Regions from separate parts of the Homo sapiens genome. Here region 2 is linked to region 1. A link is a loop called in an ENCODE intact Hi-C map of the cell type or tissue named here. Cell type or tissue: dorsolateral prefrontal cortex. All regions are shown on one strand. Each heading gives the region's core, and the rest is flanking DNA. Links, peaks and the distances in the headings are about the cores only. Region 1 overlaps PLD5 (phospholipase D family member 5). Region 2 has its middle 260 kb from the start of PLD5.

What was found. A loop is a pair of places that touch in the nucleus more often than their neighbours do. Peaks named below come from ENCODE experiments on the same cell type or tissue, not always from the same donor. Only the 100,000 strongest peaks of a DNase experiment are listed, where the experiment ranks them.
Region 2: it touches region 1 in a loop (4-fold over the local background); 9 of 110 quality-filtered maps call a loop at or near these places.

The regions. Positions count from the first base shown.
Region 1 is chr1:242,463,066-242,472,818 of GRCh38, reverse strand. All of the region lies in intron 1 of PLD5 (phospholipase D family member 5), which reads left to right. Among named protein-coding and RNA genes, the nearest start is that of PLD5, 57 kb to the left of the region's middle. In dorsolateral prefrontal cortex, for the core only: a CTCF peak has its summit at 5,081; a DNase peak (open chromatin) is centred at 5,078.
Region 2 is chr1:242,779,991-242,788,866 of GRCh38, reverse strand. No RefSeq gene overlaps it. Among named protein-coding and RNA genes, the nearest start is that of PLD5, 260 kb to the right of the region's middle. RefSeq lists a silencer at 566-860. In dorsolateral prefrontal cortex, for the core only: no CTCF peak of the experiment used is centred there; a DNase peak (open chromatin) is centred at 3,856; H3K4me3 peaks cover 738 bases.

The DNA of each region.
Region 1 (9,753 bases), core at 1,043-9,042:
CATAGATGGAACACACGGATTTGATAAAGTAGAGACTGTTAACCAAGAAAAAGAAAATATTTTAGATTTTAAAATATAGAGTCTATTTAACTTTATTTTTTGTCAAAAATAGTTACAACTTTAGTCATTTGATCAAGTAAAATTACTGATAAATTTCGTTCAAGCCAAAGCGACTGCTGCATTTAACAGACTACACCAGTTCATAATTGAGAATATCAAGTAGAGAACATTATACTTTGACTCCAGGTTTACACAGCTGAAAGCAGTACTGCATTTTAATTCCAACAGCCTTGTGAACAAGAATATACTTTTACACAGCAATATGTAAGCAGTCCTTGCCCAGAATTTGGCTGCAGAGACAGACATTGTAGGATCATTCTAGGTTTCATCTGCAAACTCATAAGAATGATCAGCAGGGTTTGCCTTCTGCTCTATCGGCGCACCTTGACACTGAATCAGATGCCTGGTCATTCAGACATGTTCAAAGGCATCGAAGCAAACAAAGTGTGCTCCTTATTCATCAACCATCTGAGAATATCTTTAGAAATTGTGAGGTTATCAAGCCCATGCATCTTCAGTTTCTCAAAATCAATGATTCCACTGAGCCCCAAGTAGCTCCGTGGTGGGAAATGAGTGCAGACTCCATTTTCTGCTCTGTGAACAAGTCCAATTTAAATGCAAACACCTGCCCTTCCATGAACAAATCAGCAGTGCTTTCTTTTTCCACAGTTTTAAGTTCAATGTGCTTAGATATTTTTGCAACACCAAGTGAAATACATAATCTTGTGGGTTATTGAAATCGAACAGGGTGGTCTCCCAGAGTCCCTTAATTTAAAAAAGGATGGTCTGTGGAAGCAGCTTAGTCAATGTTTTCAGCAAGTTTCTATCACTTCACTGACTTAATTAAAGCAAATTGCTTTCAAATACTCCATAAACTGGGATAGCTAACAGTAGGAACATGAAGAAAAATCATAATCTTGGTTCTTCTCCAGCTCATTATGTAACAAACTTGATTGGCTTCAAAGTTCAGAACACATTTTGTTGTAGGAAATACTCTCACCAAAATAGTCATAGTTCATCTAAAACTCTGTTTTAGGAATCCAGCCAGTGTTGTCATTGTGTATTGTGTATGGATATCTAGTATTTACGGTACTTCTTTAAATTCTCCTCTGTCCCTTTTCTCTTTTTATATGTCCTTTTTTCTCTTTTCTCATAAAATCTCAAGGTATTTGGAGGTTAAGAAAATAAAATAAAACATGGATATCTAGTATTTACAGTACTAGATATAGAAGAACAACTAAACCTTGAGGGTCTAGCAAGGTGGATGATATATTTTAAACCCATTTCGCTCAGGAATTAACTTCCTAAGCACCAAAGTGAGTCAGTTATGGGCTTCCAAGACCTTCACTTCCTGCTGCCTCATAGGCAGCTGCAATGGGATTGGCTCCTCAGGAGTAGCCTAAATCTGAGGAAGGTCTCTTGTAAAATGGAAGGAGAAAAGGACATCCTAGAGTAACCAGCACTGATTTTTTTTCCAAAATTATTTCTTGCAGTCTGCAACAGAACAAGGTTTGGGGCTGGGGCAGAGATGGAGGAATTTGCAGGTTTAGGACAGGAACCGAGAGGTGTAAAGGGTAGGTGCAGCTGGAACAGGGAGGTGGCAGATGCTCTGACATAGCCCCCCTGGGAAGGAGTCTAAGGAGGTGAAAGGCAGACAGCCCAGGCCAGCTCCACCAGGGAGCCCTTGATAAGTTTAGTCCTATGTCATGTTGGTGCTTGGACTCTCTCACTGCTCAAAGAACCACTGTGGCCTGGAAGGGGATCTACAGTGTTTTTCGTGCCAGAGACCTGGCCACATTGTCTTGGACAAGGACTGGTGTTTGAGGAGCCCACTAACCTCAAAGGGGAGCGCCTGAGTCCCGCATTAGCGCTGCAGGATACAAGCAAGCGGAGCTGGGCTTCTGAGCACAGCTGAGATTCCTGGACACAGAAAGAAGACAGGGGCAGGAAAGGAAGATAAGTTTTTACTCGTTGGGTAAATGAAGGTAGACATGAGTTTTAATTTGAAAAGTAGAAGAATGCCATCTAGTTTTATCCATACCGAAGCTGGCAGAGCCAGTATATCAATTACATTTGCCTCTCCTTCATCACCACGAGTATTGATATTTGTAGTGTTAATAGTAATAATAGGAAGTATTATTCAGTATTAATAATTGAACACCTATTATGTGGCTAGACTCTAGTAGCTGATTACATTTTTCTTAATTCTTGTAACATTGCATGGTTGGTTTTATGATTCTTGTTCTACGAAGGCTTAGAGGTGGGAAAAATGAACTATCTTGCCTAAATCCACCCGGTTAAATAAGTGATGGCCCCACAATCCAAACCCAGGCCAGTAGGATTCTACAGCCTTTCCCAATTTTCTTTCTTTCTTTTTTTTCTTTCTTTCTTTCTTTCTTTCTTTTTTTTTTTTCTTTGAGACCGAGTGTCGCTCTGTCGCCCAAGCTGGAGTGCAGTGGTGCGATCTCGGCTCACTGCAAGCTCCGCCTCCGGGGTTCACGCCATTCTCCTGCCTCAGCCTCCCGAGTAGCTGGGAGTACAGGCGCCCGCACCACGCCCGGCTAATTTTTTTTGTATTTTTAGTAGAGACGGGGTTTAACTGTGTTAGCCAGGATGGTCTCGATCTCCTGACCTCGTGATCCGCCCGCCTCCGTCTCCCAGAGTGCCGGGATTACAGGCATGAGCCACCGCACCCGGCAGCCCCTCCCAATTTTCTTGGCACCCATCTGGTTTGCTTTTCCTGGTGCATCAAGCTGGATCGATACAGTATTTATCATGAAGGGAAATGATTTTACATGGGCGGATTGTGGGCTATAGCCTCAGATAAGCTTTGTTATCTGTATACTATGCTGGTGATTTTGCTTTGGGGAAGCAACTGTGACGTTATGAGTCCTGTTTTCAGCTCTTCTTCTCTGGACCTACACAGCAGTCTGTTCTGATTGTGCAGCCATAGTTCTAAGTGCTGGATGGGGATGCTGGCAGGGGTTCGTGCATGTTCCCTGGACAGCAAGATGTGTGGTGCAAAGAGCTTCTACACCTGGGCAACACAGCAAGACCCCATGTCTAAAAATTTTTTAAAAATTAGCTGGGCATAGTGGCTTGTGTCTGTAGTCCCAGCTACTCAGGAGGCTGAGGAGGGAGGATAACTTGAGTCTAGGAGTTCAAGGTTACAGTGAGTTATGACCACACCACTGCACCCCAGCCTGGGCCACAGAGCAAGACCCTATCGAAAACAAAGCTTTTACAAATACATGAGAAAAGACAACTCAATAGAATAATGGACCAAAATGTGAGAAGGTGAAATTCAGAATCCAGAGACCAATAAATACAAGTGGACAATAAATACTTGAAATGTTGCTGAACTCACACATTATTATGGCCATACAGATTAGAGAAACATCACGATTCTGTTTTATGTCTATCAGCTTATCAAAAAAGAAAAATGATTGGTAACATCTATGGTCAGCGTAGGGCAGGAAAGCATCCCCATTTGGGAGAATGTAGGCACAGCTTCTCTGGAGATCAATTTGGCATACCTACTAACTCTTTAAACATCTATACAAGCAATCCCACTTGTAGAAATGCACTTTCAAGATACGCTGATGCATATATTTTTAGGATATTTATTGTGGCATTGTTTAAAGTAGTAAACAAAGAGGCAATCCAGATGTCCATTTCCAGGGGGACTCTTAAGCAGTTTGCAGCTAATCAGTCTAGTGTGGCAGTTACGACTGTGGACTTTGGAACCAGACTGCCTGAGTCTGAATCACGGCTTCACTGCTCACTAGCTGTATGCTCTTGAGGAAGTTATTTTTCTTCTCATGTCTCAGTTTTTTCATCAGTAAAGGGGATAAGAAATAGTACCTATCTTATAGGGTTGTTGTGAGTCATGGTTGAGTTAAAATGTGTAAACCACGTGGAGCATGATGCATAGTAAGAATTATGGAAGTGTTTGCTGTGGTTGTTATTGCTATTATTATTTTGTGAAATACCATTGTCATCAAAGAAATTGATGGGAAAAAGTATATATATATGTGTGTGTATGTGTGTGTGTGTGCGTGTGTGTGTATGTGTGTGTGTGTATGTATTTACATATGCTGATATTGACCCAGAATAGTCCATCATAAAAACTGTTAAGTAAAGAGTAGAATGTTTCAGAACAATGTGTATGGTAAAATCTCAATTAGTATAATAAAAATTAAAATCATGTTTGTAAAGGTCTGCAGATATAGGCACAACACTGTCCACAGTAATTTAAGAAGTAAGTTATTTAATTAATTTGAGGAGTGAAATGTCAGTGAAAAGTAAAGAAAGGCTATTCTATTTTACTTTGCCCCCAAATTACTTGAATTTATTTACTACAAGCTTATCTCACTTTGCAATGAAAAAAATAAGGATAATTTACGTATCTGGCTGGCATATTATGAGGCTATTACATACAGTTTGTCTGTATATTAGGTGTTGATCTAACCATCATATTGGAAAGATTATCCAGCAGCTTCCAGCATAACTTAAAAATGGCTCTGTTCAAAATTAGGTTACAGCCCATCACAAATGCTTAAAGTCAATAAATCACTATGAAAACTACCATTTGGGGATGTGAGTTGTTTTGGAACTCAAAATACTTTGGCTATGTTAAAAGACCTTGTTATGAAAATAACAGATTTTCATTTCCTCTCTAATTTTATAACTCTTGGCACTCCAACTTTTGTTTTGCTGTGAAATGTTTGAGAAGGAAATGAGTGTACACACAGTTTTATTTTCCAAAATAAATACAATTTTAATTCTGCCAAGAGATTGTAGGGCTCTGTGACATAGAGATATTGCTTTGGGGGGCGGTTCTACTGGGGGCACAGTGGAAGGGGCTTTCTTCAGAGCTCTGAACTCACTCATGAGTACCTAAGTCACAGATAGACTGAAACAGCTTATAAACTCTCTAACAAAGGCCATTTTGGGATGGTGCTTCTCAGGGATGCTTGGGAACCATCGTTCAGTAGTAAGGACTCCCATGCACACACACCACCTGGTGGGCCCTCATGGTAACTTCAATGATTGTGTCTTAGGAACGCCGGTTCTGTTTAACTTGGATTTTCCCATCATTGCACAGTGTTGAGAGGTCAAGTTAATGAAGAAGATCATATTTCTGTATTCATAACTCTGCTAGCTCCATTTTCTAGTGATAAGGGAGGGGATGAGGTAATTGCCAAATTGCTATATTTGGTCAAGAAACGAGATTGCTACAGGAATTCTAAGAAGACTACTTTTATTCTTTTTGGAGGAGCAAAGGGACTCTTTGCTATAAAAACCACAAAGCCTTTCTTTTCTTGCTTGTACTTAAAATGTTGAGAAATTTAAGCAGTACAAAAGTGCACAGACTACTATAACCACTACCTTCAAGATATCCAGAATTGACAAGTGTTAACATTTGGTAACACTGAATATACATTACCATTTTTAACTAAAAAGAAACAAAACATTGCAGAGAAAGACAAAGTTTCTTTTAGTAAAAATAATTTATTTATTAAATTTTATTATAATTAACAAGTGAGAATTGTTACAATGTGATGTTTTGACATACGTATTTACATTGTGGGATGATTAAATTAAGCTACTTAACATATCCGTCACTTCACAGACTTACCTTTTTTATGGTGAGGACATTTAAAATAGATTATTCTCACAATTTTGAAATATATTATTGTTAACTATAGTCACTATGCTGTGCAATAGATCTTGAAAACTTATTCCTCCTAACTGAAACTTGTTAGCCTTTGAACTACATCTTCCTATTTCCCAACCCTCCCCACTCAGCCCTGGTAACCAGCGCTCTATTCTATTTCTATAAGTTCCACTTTTTTTTTTTTTTGAGATGGAGTCTCACTCTGTACCGCAGGCTGGAGTGCAGTGGCGCAATCTCAGCTCACTGCAACTTCCGCCTCCTGGGTTCAAGCGATTCTCCTGCCTCAGCCTCCCCAGTAACTGGAAGTGCAGGTGCATGCCATTGTGTCGGGCTAATTTTTGTGATTTTAATAGAGACAGGGTTTCACCATGTTGGCCAGGCTGGTCTCGAACTCCTTAACTCAAGTCATCTGCCCGCCTTGGCCTATCAAAGTGCTGGGATTACAGGTGTGAGCCGCCGCGCCCAGCCGAGCTCCACTTTTTATAAGTAAGAGCATGCAGCGTTTGTCTTTTTGTGCCTGGCTTCTTTCACTTAGCTTAATGTCGTACAGGTTCATCCATGTTGTTGCAAATGACAAGAATTTCCTTCTTTTTTAAGGCTGAATAGCATTCCTTTGTGTATATATACCACATTTTCTTTACCCATTAGATAAAGTCTCTTTTGAACCTGTCCCTAATTGCATGCCCGTACTAATTTCTCACTAGCAGTCACTATTATTAATCTGTTGAGTATCTTGATGGTCCGTTTTTCTACAGTTCTATTCAGTAAATATTACTGAATATCTCCTGTATGCCAGCGCTACACACCTAGGATACATCAGGCAACAAAACAAACAAAAATACTTCCCTTCATGAAGCTTACAGCCTAACAAGGGAAGACACATAATACTATTTTGCAATTATATGTTATATTAGAAAAGTGCTACAGAGAAAAAAGTAAAATTAGAGTAGGATGGGGGAATCAGAATTGTATGTGGGAGGTGGGCAGTATTCAGCATAAAATGAAGTGGCCAGGATAAGACTCTTTGACAAGATGTGATCTGAGCAAAGCCTTGAAGGAGGTAAAGGAATTAGCCAAGTGGTTTTCCAGAGGAAGAGCATCTGAGACTGGGTAAGGATGTGCCTGGCATTTCTGTTTTCTTTCCCTCCATGAGCCAGAGTCTTGCTCTGTTGCCTAGGCTAGAGTGCAGTGGCACGATCTCGGCTCACTGCAACCTCCGCCTCCCAGGTTCAAGCAATTCTCTGCCTCAGCCTCCCGAGTAGCTGGGATTACAGGCATCCGCCACCATGCCTGGCTAATTTTTTTTGTATTTTTAGTAGAGATGGGGTTTCGCCATCTTGGCCAGGCCAGTCTTGAACTCCTGACCTCATGATCCACCCGCCTCAGCCTCCCAAAGTGCTGGGATTACAGGCGTAGGCCACTGTGCCCGGCCGTGCCTGGCATTTGTGAAGAACAGCAGAGAGGCCAGTGTGGCTGCACTGGAGGGAACAAGTGTGAGAATAAAAGTAGAATAAATGGAAGAGGGGAGAGATTAGCAGCAGAGCCCAGGAAACAAGATCATGCAGAGCCTCCTGGGCCATTGTTAAAACTTTAGCTCTTGCCCTGAAATAAATGGGAAGCCATTGCAGAGTTTCAAGTAGACAAGTGACATGATCTGATTGCACGTTGTGTTTGAGAATCTACTATAGGTTATAAGGTGATAAGAGTATAATAAAGGAGACCAATTAGGAGTCCATGTAATAATCCAAAAGAAAGATCATGTTGGGCTGGATCAGACTGGTAATAGTGTGCAGGTGAGAAAGGTTCGGCTTCTGGATATATTTATGTATTTTGAGTGTAGAGTCCGAGTGATTTCCTGAGAGATTAAATTTGGAGTATCAGTGAAAGAAAGGAGTCAAGGAAGATTCTCTTTCCTTAATTGAGGTGAAATTCATGTAGCCTAAAATGAGCCATTTCAATGTACAATTCAGTGGCATTTGGTATGTTCGCGATGATGTGATCACTTCTATTTAGTTCTAAAACATTTTTGTCACCCCATAAGGAAACTCATACCCAGAAAGAGTCACCTGCCATTTTTTCCTTTTCCAAGCCTCTGGCAACCACAAAGATAATTTCTACTTCTGTAGATTTACATATTCTAGACATTGTATGTAAAGGGAATCACACAATATGTGACCTTTCGTGTCTGGCTTCTGTCACTTAGCATAATGTCTTCAAAGTCTATCATGTAGCATGTGTCAGCACTTCACTCCTCTTTAGGGTGGAGTGCTATTTCACTGTATGGATAGACACCATGTTGTGCTTCTCTATTCATTCATCGATGGACATTTGGGCTGTTTCCACTGCTGACCATGGTGATGGTATGATGATGAAAATGTATGTTTGTTTCAATCCTTGTTTTCAGTTCTTTGGGGTATATACCTAGAGTTGGAATTGCTGGATTACTTGGTATTTCTGTGTTTAACCTTTTGAGGAACTTCCAAACTGTTTCCACAGTGGCTGTACTATTTTATAGTCTCACCAGAATGAGAGAATGAGGGTTTCCTCACCACCTTTTGTTATTTTCTATTATGGTTTTAAATTTTTATTAGAGCCACCCTTGCAAGTTTGATTACAAAGCTTTTGGCCTACAAAAATAGAATTGCCGTAACTGAGGTAAGGAAAGCTATGTGCTAAATAGGGAAGAATGGGATGATCAGCGTTGAGTTTGGGCAGGGTGAGATGCCTCCTAAACATCCAGGTAGCACTGTTGAGTAGACATTGGAAAGATAAATAGATTTGGGCTGAAATATAATATAGGAGCCACTGGCACTTACTTGCCATTGAAATCCTTGGGACTAGGGGACAATAAAGGGCTCAAAGGTACTCCAAAATTAAGAGGTTGGGTCAAAAAGAAGGGACATGTGAAGTGGACAGAAAAACAAGAGAGTTGCATGTACTGAAAGGGCAAGTGAGAAAATTGTGTCAAGGAGGAGGAATGAATGACTACGTGAAGTGCTCCGAAAGATTAAGTAAGATTAAAATCGAGAATTGGGGTTTGGACTTGGCAGCGTGGAGGCCATGGGCAACCTTAATGTGAGCAATGTCAGTGGAGAGGTGGGGAATGGAGGTACTCGGTATAACTGAATGATAATGCTTTCCAGATATCGTCACACAGGGAAGGGAAGAAATGGGACAATGGCTGGTGGAGAATATGGGGAGAATGGAAGGCCTTTTTTGTTTCTTTTTTTTTAATATGGGAAAAATAATAGTATTCTGTATGCTAATGAGTGTGATCCAGCGTAGAGTAAGAAAATTGATTTTTTTTTCATAGAAGAGGGTATAATTGCCAAAGAGATGTCCTGAGTGTACACGAGGATGGGATACGGGTATAAGTAGAGGCACTGCCTTGAGATGGGAGTGTGGCCAGTTCATTCTTGGTCATAGATGGGAAGGCAGGTCCTAGATACTTACTCAGATGCTGGAAAGTGTGAAGAGAAGGCAGTGTGGTCTGTGGATGTGAAGTAAGAGGAAGACCTTAAGCTGAGGGTAAGAATGAGAGAGAAGGCGTTGGAAGTTTGGGGAGAGGTCAAGGAGTGTGAAATAACCCTTTGGGAGACTGGATGAATGAATGGAGTAGAGATAAGAAGCACGACTGCTTGGGAACATTAGGAGTCCGCTTGCGATGCAGCATGAATTTGGAGTTTGTTTTTCCCTAGTCTTGCTGGGCTGCACCAGTTCAGGAGTACAGAGTTGGAGGCATTGAAGGCTGGATGACAAGCAAGTGCAACAAAGCAGAAGGGGATGGGCATAGAGAGCATGGACAAGCGAGTGTCTCTACTGACTGGGTTTGATTTTAATCTGGATAAAGAGGAAAGAGACAATATCATGTGCTGTAGTGACATGGCACTGTGATCAATGGATTGCCAATCCTAATGGGGCCGAAAACTGGTTGAAGTTACAGTACCACAGACAGTGCGAGGAAAAGATATGAGCTCGTGGGAAGAGTGGGAGGCATGAGATTGACATTACAG
Region 2 (8,876 bases), core at 1-8,000, 320 kb before region 1:
TTTAAATACAGGCTTCATGATCTGAGGTGAGTTCCACAGTACAGTACAGTAAAAGTGGCCACAAGCCACACATTTAATGGGACTGATTAGAAATTAAAAAATGTAGCCATTTCTCTTCATCACATTGCCAGCTGATCTCCTGATGAATGTTTTATGTTAATGTGTGGATGTTCTTTTTGGTCTACCTCATTTAGCGAAGCAGCTTGAAAATTTTTCATCCCACATTTCAAATATTTTGTTCCAAGGATACTGAATAATGAAATGTGCTCCTCAGCATCTTAAATAATAAATCCGTTTATTCATGAGGCAATCAATTTTGTAAACTTCATGTAATTTAGGTTTTTCCGATGTAATGTGAGATTTTCCAAGAAAGAGGAAGGATATACAGTAAATAGAATCTTGCCTTTTCCTTTTTATTTTCCTAAGGGTACTATTAAGCCTAAATATGTCTGTCACACAGGCTCTTAAAATAACAAAATAACACTGAAAAATTGAATGTTTCACCCATAGGCCTTTAGGCTTCAGGCTTTAATATCCTTATAATCAACAATGGCCTATGTCAGTGATGGAAGACAAATAGGTAATGACTTTTGGAGAAATAGTGTTTTACCTTCAGTGTGCAAGAACACATTCTAAAGCTTCCAGTGCTATGACTCAGCCTTCAGGGATGTTAAGGAGAAAGAGGCAAAAATTTGGAGCACGTCTCCTGTGGCTCTGAGGAAAGGCAGAGAGAGAAAGCCTGTAATTACCACCTAAAAGTCCCTGGGGCTCTGTCATGGGCATAATTTTGATTTGAGCTGGAGTTTGTTTAGGGATAGGTAAGAGGAGCTATGTTATGCAGTTGGGGATGGGATACTGGTAGCGGGCAAAAGTGAGGAAGTGAGGAGATTATTTACATCCATTCATTCATTCAATAAATCTTTGTTGAACCTAGTATTTTCTAGGCATTGCTGGGGATAGAGCACTAAACGATATAGACAAAAACCCTTGCCTTCAAGGAGCTTATAGTGTAGTGCGGGAAGCTAGGCAATAAACAAAGAAACAAGCAAAAGTTACAGTATGTCAGAATGTGATAAGTGTTTATGGAGAAGAATAAAGCTGGAGAATGGGATAGAGTGTGCTGGTGGGCATAAGAGTACTATTTTAAACAGAGCAGTGGAGGAGGTCTCCCTGATAAGATGATATTTAAGAAGAGAAGGAGGTGAGAGAGAGAGCCATTGAGGAAGAGGGCATGTGCAAGGAAAAAGGCCTCCCAAGTAAGACGAAAAACAGCATGAGCAAAGAAAGGCCTGGAGACAGCAGTGCACTGGCTTGTTCAAGGAGCCAGATGGTTAGAGGGAGCGACCCTAAGGAAACAGCAGGAGAGTTGTGTGTGGGATGTGGGGACTGTCCAGGGTGTGACGTAGGGCCTTGTAGATTCCTACTCTGCCTGAGATAGAAGCCGCTGCAGAGTGCTGAGTTGAAGGGTTAAGGTGCTCTGACACGGAGTTCCAGATAATCACTCTGGTTGCTGTGCGGAGAGTAAACTATAGGTGAATGCGGGGGCAAGGGAAAGGGTGAAGCAGGCGTGCACATCAGTGGAACTTTCAATAATCCAGATGAGAGATGATGGTGGCTTGAACCTGGGCGAAAGCAGTGGCAATGAGGCGTGGTTGGATCCTGAGTATATTTTGAAGTGAGAACCCACAGGACTTACTGATATGGATATGTTTTACAAGATAGAGGAGTCATAAGTGAAAAAATTAATTCTGTCTGAGCAGCTAGAAGGATGATGTTGCAAGATTGAGGAGACTGGGGGAAGTGTGAAGGAAAAGGTTAGGAATTTCTGGACATGTTGAATACAAAATGACTTCAAAGCATGGAGGAAAAACGAACAAAACCTGAGCCCCCTCAATTTTAATGTGTATTGTTTAGGAATACAGATAGGTGGGATAAAAACTTTATAAAATGGAAAGGAATGATAAACACAAAATATAAGATAGTGGCTTTATCATTCGGAGAAGAAAAGGCAGAGTGATGGGGTAGAGAAGGAACATACAGGTTAATGCAATGAAATTGGTGATGTTCCAGTTTTTAAGTGGAGTAGAAGCTTCATTGGTGTTCATTTTATTATTATGCTTCATAATTTACAGATATCCTCTTGCATTAATCAAATGTTACATGGTAAGAATTTAAGAAGGGAATGAGAGCAGTTGAAAACATGGAGTGTGGACAGCTATTTTGAGGGGTGTTTTTGTGAAAGGAAGTAGAATTTTTTTTTTTTAAGATGGAGTCTCACTCTGTCACCCAGGCTGGAGTACAGTGGTACAATCTTGGCCCACTGCAACCTCCGCCTCCCGGGTTCAAGCGATTCCCCCGCCTCAACCTCCTGAGTAGCTGGGATTACAGGCACACACCACCACGCCTGGCTAATTTTTGTATTTTTAGTAGAGACGGGGTTTCATCATATTGGCCAGGCTGGTCTCGAACTCCTGACCTTGTGATCTGCCCACCTCGGCCTCCCAAAGTGCTGGGATTACAGGCGTGAGCCACCACGCCTGGCCGGGAAGTAGAAATATTGAGTTGAAGTGGGGTCAAGAAGGGGTGTTTTAAAATAGGAATAAATGAGAGGATGTGCATCTGCTGATAATGATCCATAATGAAGGTGATATTGACGGCACAGGAGGGAAAGTGTTTCCTTGCTACAGAGATATCATTGAGTAGGAGAGAGGGTGTAGGGGGTTTCTGGTCTCTTCTTGCTCATTTGAAGGAGTTCCCTTTATATTCTAGACACCATTACTGATTTTAGAAATTGAAAATATCTCCTCCCATGGTCACCGTCCTTAGCACCCTCCATTAAACAGAAATTCCTATATTGGATGTTATCAATTTATTTCATGTTTTGTTCAAGGTATTGTTTCTGAATTTTGTGTAAAGAAGTTTCTCCCTGCTCCTAAGTCATGGGAGTAGTCTTTTATGTTTCATTATATCAACTTTATAGCTTTACTTTTCAATTTTAGGCCTTTAATTCTTCTAGCATCTCCCTTTATTTGTAGCATTAGGCAGTGATCCAACTTCAAATTCTCAAAATGGTAAACTAGTTTTTCCAATACAATCTACCAAACAATCTACCTTTTCCCTAGTGGTTTATGGAAAAACAATTGTTTGCAAGATTTTTTTTTTAAATCCCCCTGAGTATTTGCTTTCTCCAAATTTCCTTTTTACTCTTGATATATTGTGACTCCTGCTTTTTTTTAATTACAAATTATATTTCAGCATCTGGTGAGCCTCCCTGCGTGTTCATATGTTTTAAAATTGTCACACTAAAAAGCTGATGCAGGTGGGGGAGGTTTGCCCATTTGCAGGCACATAGTAGGATGGGCTGGGAGGCGGGGAGTCTGTTTCCTTAGGGAATTCTCAATCTTGGTATATCTTAATTGTTTCATTTAAGAGAAGGCTCTTCTAATATCTTGTCTGAAAGATACCCATTCAGCTCCATGCTGTTAGAAAGGGCGAGGAAAGCCCTGAGGTAAGGGATCGTGTTGAGGGAGATTTTCAAAGTAGAATAGACAAATTGTTTGCTTAAACCACCTGTGTTCCTTGGCACAGTCCTGGCTTACACCACACCTGGGTGTTTCTAATCCAACAGACTCTCTGTTTGATACTCTCAGAGAATAACATCCAGTCTGCTTTCGGGGTTCAGATAGGGGCAATAGTTTGGCTAACAGGGCTTGAGTAAAATATCTGTGGTTCTAGAGTTTTGCTGAAACACGTGTGCCCAGTCTTCTTTAGGCAAAGACTTCTAGGCATACTCCAAGCCTGTGATTCCCGAGACGCAGGAGCCCACATGACATCAGTCCTGTGGCTTCTTGGCTTGGGCCTCTGCTGGCTGGGATTCAGCTTCTGCATGACCACGAGAAAGGCATTTACCATTCCCGTGTCTATTTCCCAGATTCCAGAATTGTGATGCACTTGCTGCTGCTGCTTTTCTGTCTTTTGTGAGGCTGGAGACTTTCCACTCCCTCCTGTTCATCTTTCTTGGGAGAAGGTGCCATTTCTGCTCTCCTCGAAGACTAGGCATCTGGGCTGGAGCATCACCAGCCTCTTCACCTGAGCACCCTGAGCGACTTGATATTTAAATGATGTTCTACCTGATAAGAGGAAATCAGTTCACCTGTTTATGAAGAAAAACAGAACAAAACCTCTAGTGCCCAGAAACTTACCAGGATAGGGCTCCCCACTCCCTTCCACTCTGCCTCCTCCTCTCTCCATCTCCCTCCTAGTCCCACAAAGGTCTTTTATTGTTTGATGCAAACTGAGCCAACTCCTCTTTGAATTGAGCCTTGGTGAAGGTGGCAAATGTTATTATGTCCAAATGACCTTTTCTTAAAGGGGACACAAACCCCTGGATGTTCTAAAATAGAGAAACCAGGGAGTCCAGCCATGCAGCACCAAGCTGTGTGACACACGCTGTTTTATAGAACGTGACACACGCTGTTTTGTAGAACTCCAACAGACCTGCCGGCAAATGCAGCTGGTTAGAAAACAAAAGGCCTTTTTCTCCCTTGTGTGCAATTGCACCCAGCATCCTGGCCAGGAAACAGGTGGCTGCATGTTCAGTGTTTTCTTCTGAGAAAGGAGAAGCAAGATATTTAGATCTCTGCTGAGAGGCAGCTGTTCTCCCCTGGCTTTGTGCTAAGACTTGAGCAACATTCTTCCTAGGACTATAAGATGCTTTCCAGGTTTGTATAATTTTTCTTCCAAAGAGCTTCAAAACATGTGCAAACACAGATTTCAATCCCATCGCCACCCCCAGTTTGTAAATGTAGAACCAGAGAGACATAGAAATTAAGCAACATGCCCACTCTAGCGCCACAAGTCAGAGACAGGACCCGGAACAAAGTTTAAGCCATTTGTCTTTGTTGACTATTACAGATACCCTCATTCTGCTGGGATGATAGTGTAAGTGAGCAGGTAATTTTCAAGATGTTTTAACTGTCGGTTGGAATTGTCAATGTTTGTTTATTAAACTTTCTGACTCAAGGCCATGGTGATGATTTCCAGGGTATTTTTTTAATTAAAAAAAATTAAAAACATAAACAAAGCGCTGAGCATTTCATTGACAAAATTGAACCCGAACAAGCTCAAAAACAGTTGGAGTATCAGCCGGGTGCAGTGGCTTATGCCTGTAATCCCAGCACTCTGGGAGGCCGAGGCGTGTGGATCACGAGGTCAGGAGTTTGAGACCAGCCTGGCCAATATGGTGAAACCCTGTCTCTACTAAAAAATACAAAAATTAGCCAGGCATGGTAGCACGTGCCTGTAGTCCCAGCTACTTGAGAGGGTGAGGCAGGAGAATTACTTGAACCCAGGAGGTGGAGGTTGCAGTGAGCTGAGATCACGCCACTGCACTCCAGCCTGGGCGACACGGTGAGACTCCATCTCAAAAAAGAAAAAAAAAGTTGGCGTATCATCTGTCATAAAGTGGCAATTTGGATGATGAATTAATAATGAACTAATAATATTAAAGTCCTTGGATGGAAATGAGATCCACTGCAGGTGTGCAGAGAAGGCTGGGCAGGTGAATTAATCTATGATCTATGATCTCACACAGAATTCTGCATAGTAAATTTGATTCCCATGGTTCCAACAAAACGAAACACCTAACCACTATATCAAAGATGCCTTAAAAATGTGACAGATGCAGTACAGTCATTGTAGATTGCCTCCAGATGATCATATTTTGCAAAAAGAGAGATGCAAGCACAGAACACTCACAGCTGAGACAGTCACCGCCTAATGAGGGCCCATAGTATTGCTGATGATAAATTCCAATCTCATGGCTCCTACTTCTGGTTTTTCTAAACTACTCTTTATTAGGTTAGGTTTTTATTCCTATGGCCAAAGATATCCTTTGAAGCTGTGATGCTCAAATGGCTGTCTTTCTCTGGGTCAGCAAATACCAAGAGAAAATGGGAGCTGATATAATTACCGACATGTGATAGACTGGACTATTAGCCGCAACAGCATTCCCCACCCCTGTAGCGTTGCTATACTTTCACAGTCTTAGCCCCATAAAGGGTGGAGTGTATTTCTCCATCCCTTGACTTTGGGCTCAACCATGTCATTAGCTGTGATCAATGGGATGTTTAGGCTGGCTGTTTATCTCTCTGCCACTGTCATGGGGACAGGATGCACAGATAGCACAGTGGACCCAGGATATTGAGACACACGTGGTAAAAGGCTGTCCCAGCCAATCTTAGACATGCCCAAGAAACACATGCTTATTTTTATATGACATTGAGCTTTGGAGGTAGTGTGTTTCATAGAATTATTGTGGCTATAAATGACAGACACATCAACATTTTATTTGCCAAAGAACAACAAAGAACAGAAAATCTTACTATCGTTTTATAACAGACAGGACATTTTGTTACTAAAAAACAGAAAGAACATAACTTAGAATAAAAGTCACTCCTTTAAATTGAAATAGTTAACTATGAAAAACACATCACTGAATTCTCATTTTCCTCCCTTTTCAATGGGAACCTAGGAAAAGTTGATCATTGGGTTGTAGCAGTTTGGGGGATAACTCTAAGGAGTCTTCTCCACATAGGAGAAGGATCTAGGTACAGGTCCCCCAGAAGATTTCTCTGGTCTCCCCAGCTACAGATGAATCAACGTTCCTGCAGATTTATTCTCTTGTGTCTCGGGATACTATTTTGGTGTTGTGTATCTTTTTTTTCTTTTTTTTTTTTTGAGACAGAGTTTTGCTCTTGGTGCCCAGGCTGGAGTGAAATGGTGCGATCTAGGCTCACTGCAACCACCGCCTCTGGGTTCAAGTGATTCTCCTGCCCCGGTCTCCCGAGTAGCTGGGATTACAGGCATGTGCCACCACACCCAGCTAATTTTGTATTTTTAGTAGAGACAGGGTTTCTTCATGTTGGTCAGGCTGATCTTGAACTCCCGACCTCAGGTGATCCGCCCACTTTGGCCTCCCAAAGTGCTGGGATTATGGGCGTGAGCCACCATGCCTGGCTGGTGTTGTATATCTTTAATAAAAATCTTCTTTCTTTAACTCTTTAAGAGGCAAGCAACACCACTTACATTTAAAGTATGCTCTTTCTGAGAGGCTTAGGTGGCTGAAATAGCCTGGCAGAGGTCATGGGGCTGGGGGGATGTGTCTCACAATGGAGCAAATCCTTTCCTGGCTTCGTCTGGTGATTCTGACAGCGGATGCCCATGGTGCCTCTGACCATGGGTCCTTGACGAAAGCCGCCTGGTTAGCATGGCTTAGACAGTGTGAGGTTGGATTTGTTTTCTCCACAGGACTTTCTTTTCTTATTTTTAGCACCACTGTTCACAAAGAAAACGAAGAGATTGAATATCGAATTGTGGGTTGCAGATTATAAATTATAGCCCAAGCAAAGGAATTTGACTCATCCTCTTGTTACAAAGCATGAAAGTGGCCATTCACGCAGGAAATTACGGTCTAGGGATAATAAAAACAAAGGACATTCAAGTGGATGACCTTCCTCAGGCAGTGGAAAGCTAATTGAGTTCTTTAGGCTAGAGCAAACCCCAAATCTGTTGGTTCCCACCAGTTCTGCTGCTCATAGCCTATAACTTTGGCCAGGCTTGAGTGAATCATCAGTTCCATGGCAAATCGGGCAGTGATTAGGCATGGCTGTGGTGGGCTCTGCATTGCAAAGTTCTCAGACCTTTTGTTTTTGTTTTCGAAATTTTAAAAAAATCACACAACTGTATATAACTATATAAATGAACGAATGTAAAAATGATGAAAACTGAATGAGATCTGTAGTCTTGTTACCAATACTGTACCAATGTCAATTTCCTCATTTTTACATTTTACACCTCTTAGGGTTGCCAGGTTCAGCAAATAAAAATACAGCACACCTAGTTAAATTTAGCTTCAGATAAACAACAAGGAATATCAGGAAACATTTCTAATGAATAGTTATTTGTTATCTGAAATTCAAATTTAACTGTATATCTTACATTTTATCTGGCAATCCTAATTATACTACAGTTATTTGCAACGTCACTATTAGGGGACGTCGGATGAAGAAGGCATGAGACTCCGTGTACTATTTTTGCAACTTCCTATAAGTCTATAATTATTTCAAAATAAAAAGTTCTAAAACATCATATCCTCCTCTATTCATCCCACATACAAAAATATGGGCATCCTCAGATAACCTGGAAATGAAATGGACTGTCTGCCTTGCTGGTTTATATGTTATTTGTTGAGCTACAACGGGTTTGTAGAGGCTGGGTACTTGTCTCTTAGCTGTGGAAAAAAACAGTGAAGACAATTGGAAAAGATAAATTGTGTGTGGCAAGCTTCTCTTCCAATCCTGTTAAAGTCTCAAATGCACCTCCTCTGCTGGCAGTTGGGCAGCAAATAGCATTTTCACTCTGATGTGTTGTAAGTGAGCTCTCTTTGATGTCCTGCATCTCCAGTGACAAACTGTCATGGCTTCCAAAGTGATTTGGCTGAACTTCCTGGCCAAAGACTAGGCTAAACTGAAATAGCAGCTCAATTTCTGTTTCTTATTCTAGAGGAATGGCCTTCAGGACTACTAAATATGTTAAGATGTACTGAGCATTCATATAATTGGATTCCTGAATGCAAAGGGCCCAATGCCAAGGTGACATTCACAGGGAATGTATACTCTTTACCTGCTTAGGTAGCTGGCCCTGTGTTCTTGGTGTTCTTTTAGGCCGAGGAGGTCTGAGGTTCCCTCTTGCCCCTCTCATGTAAAACCAAGACAAAGAACCTGGGTTCTTGGCTCCTTTATCATGGAACTATTTGCTAGTCACGGCAGTCTAAATGTTAGCACTCAAAATGTGGGTGGAAAAATAGTCAGATTAGG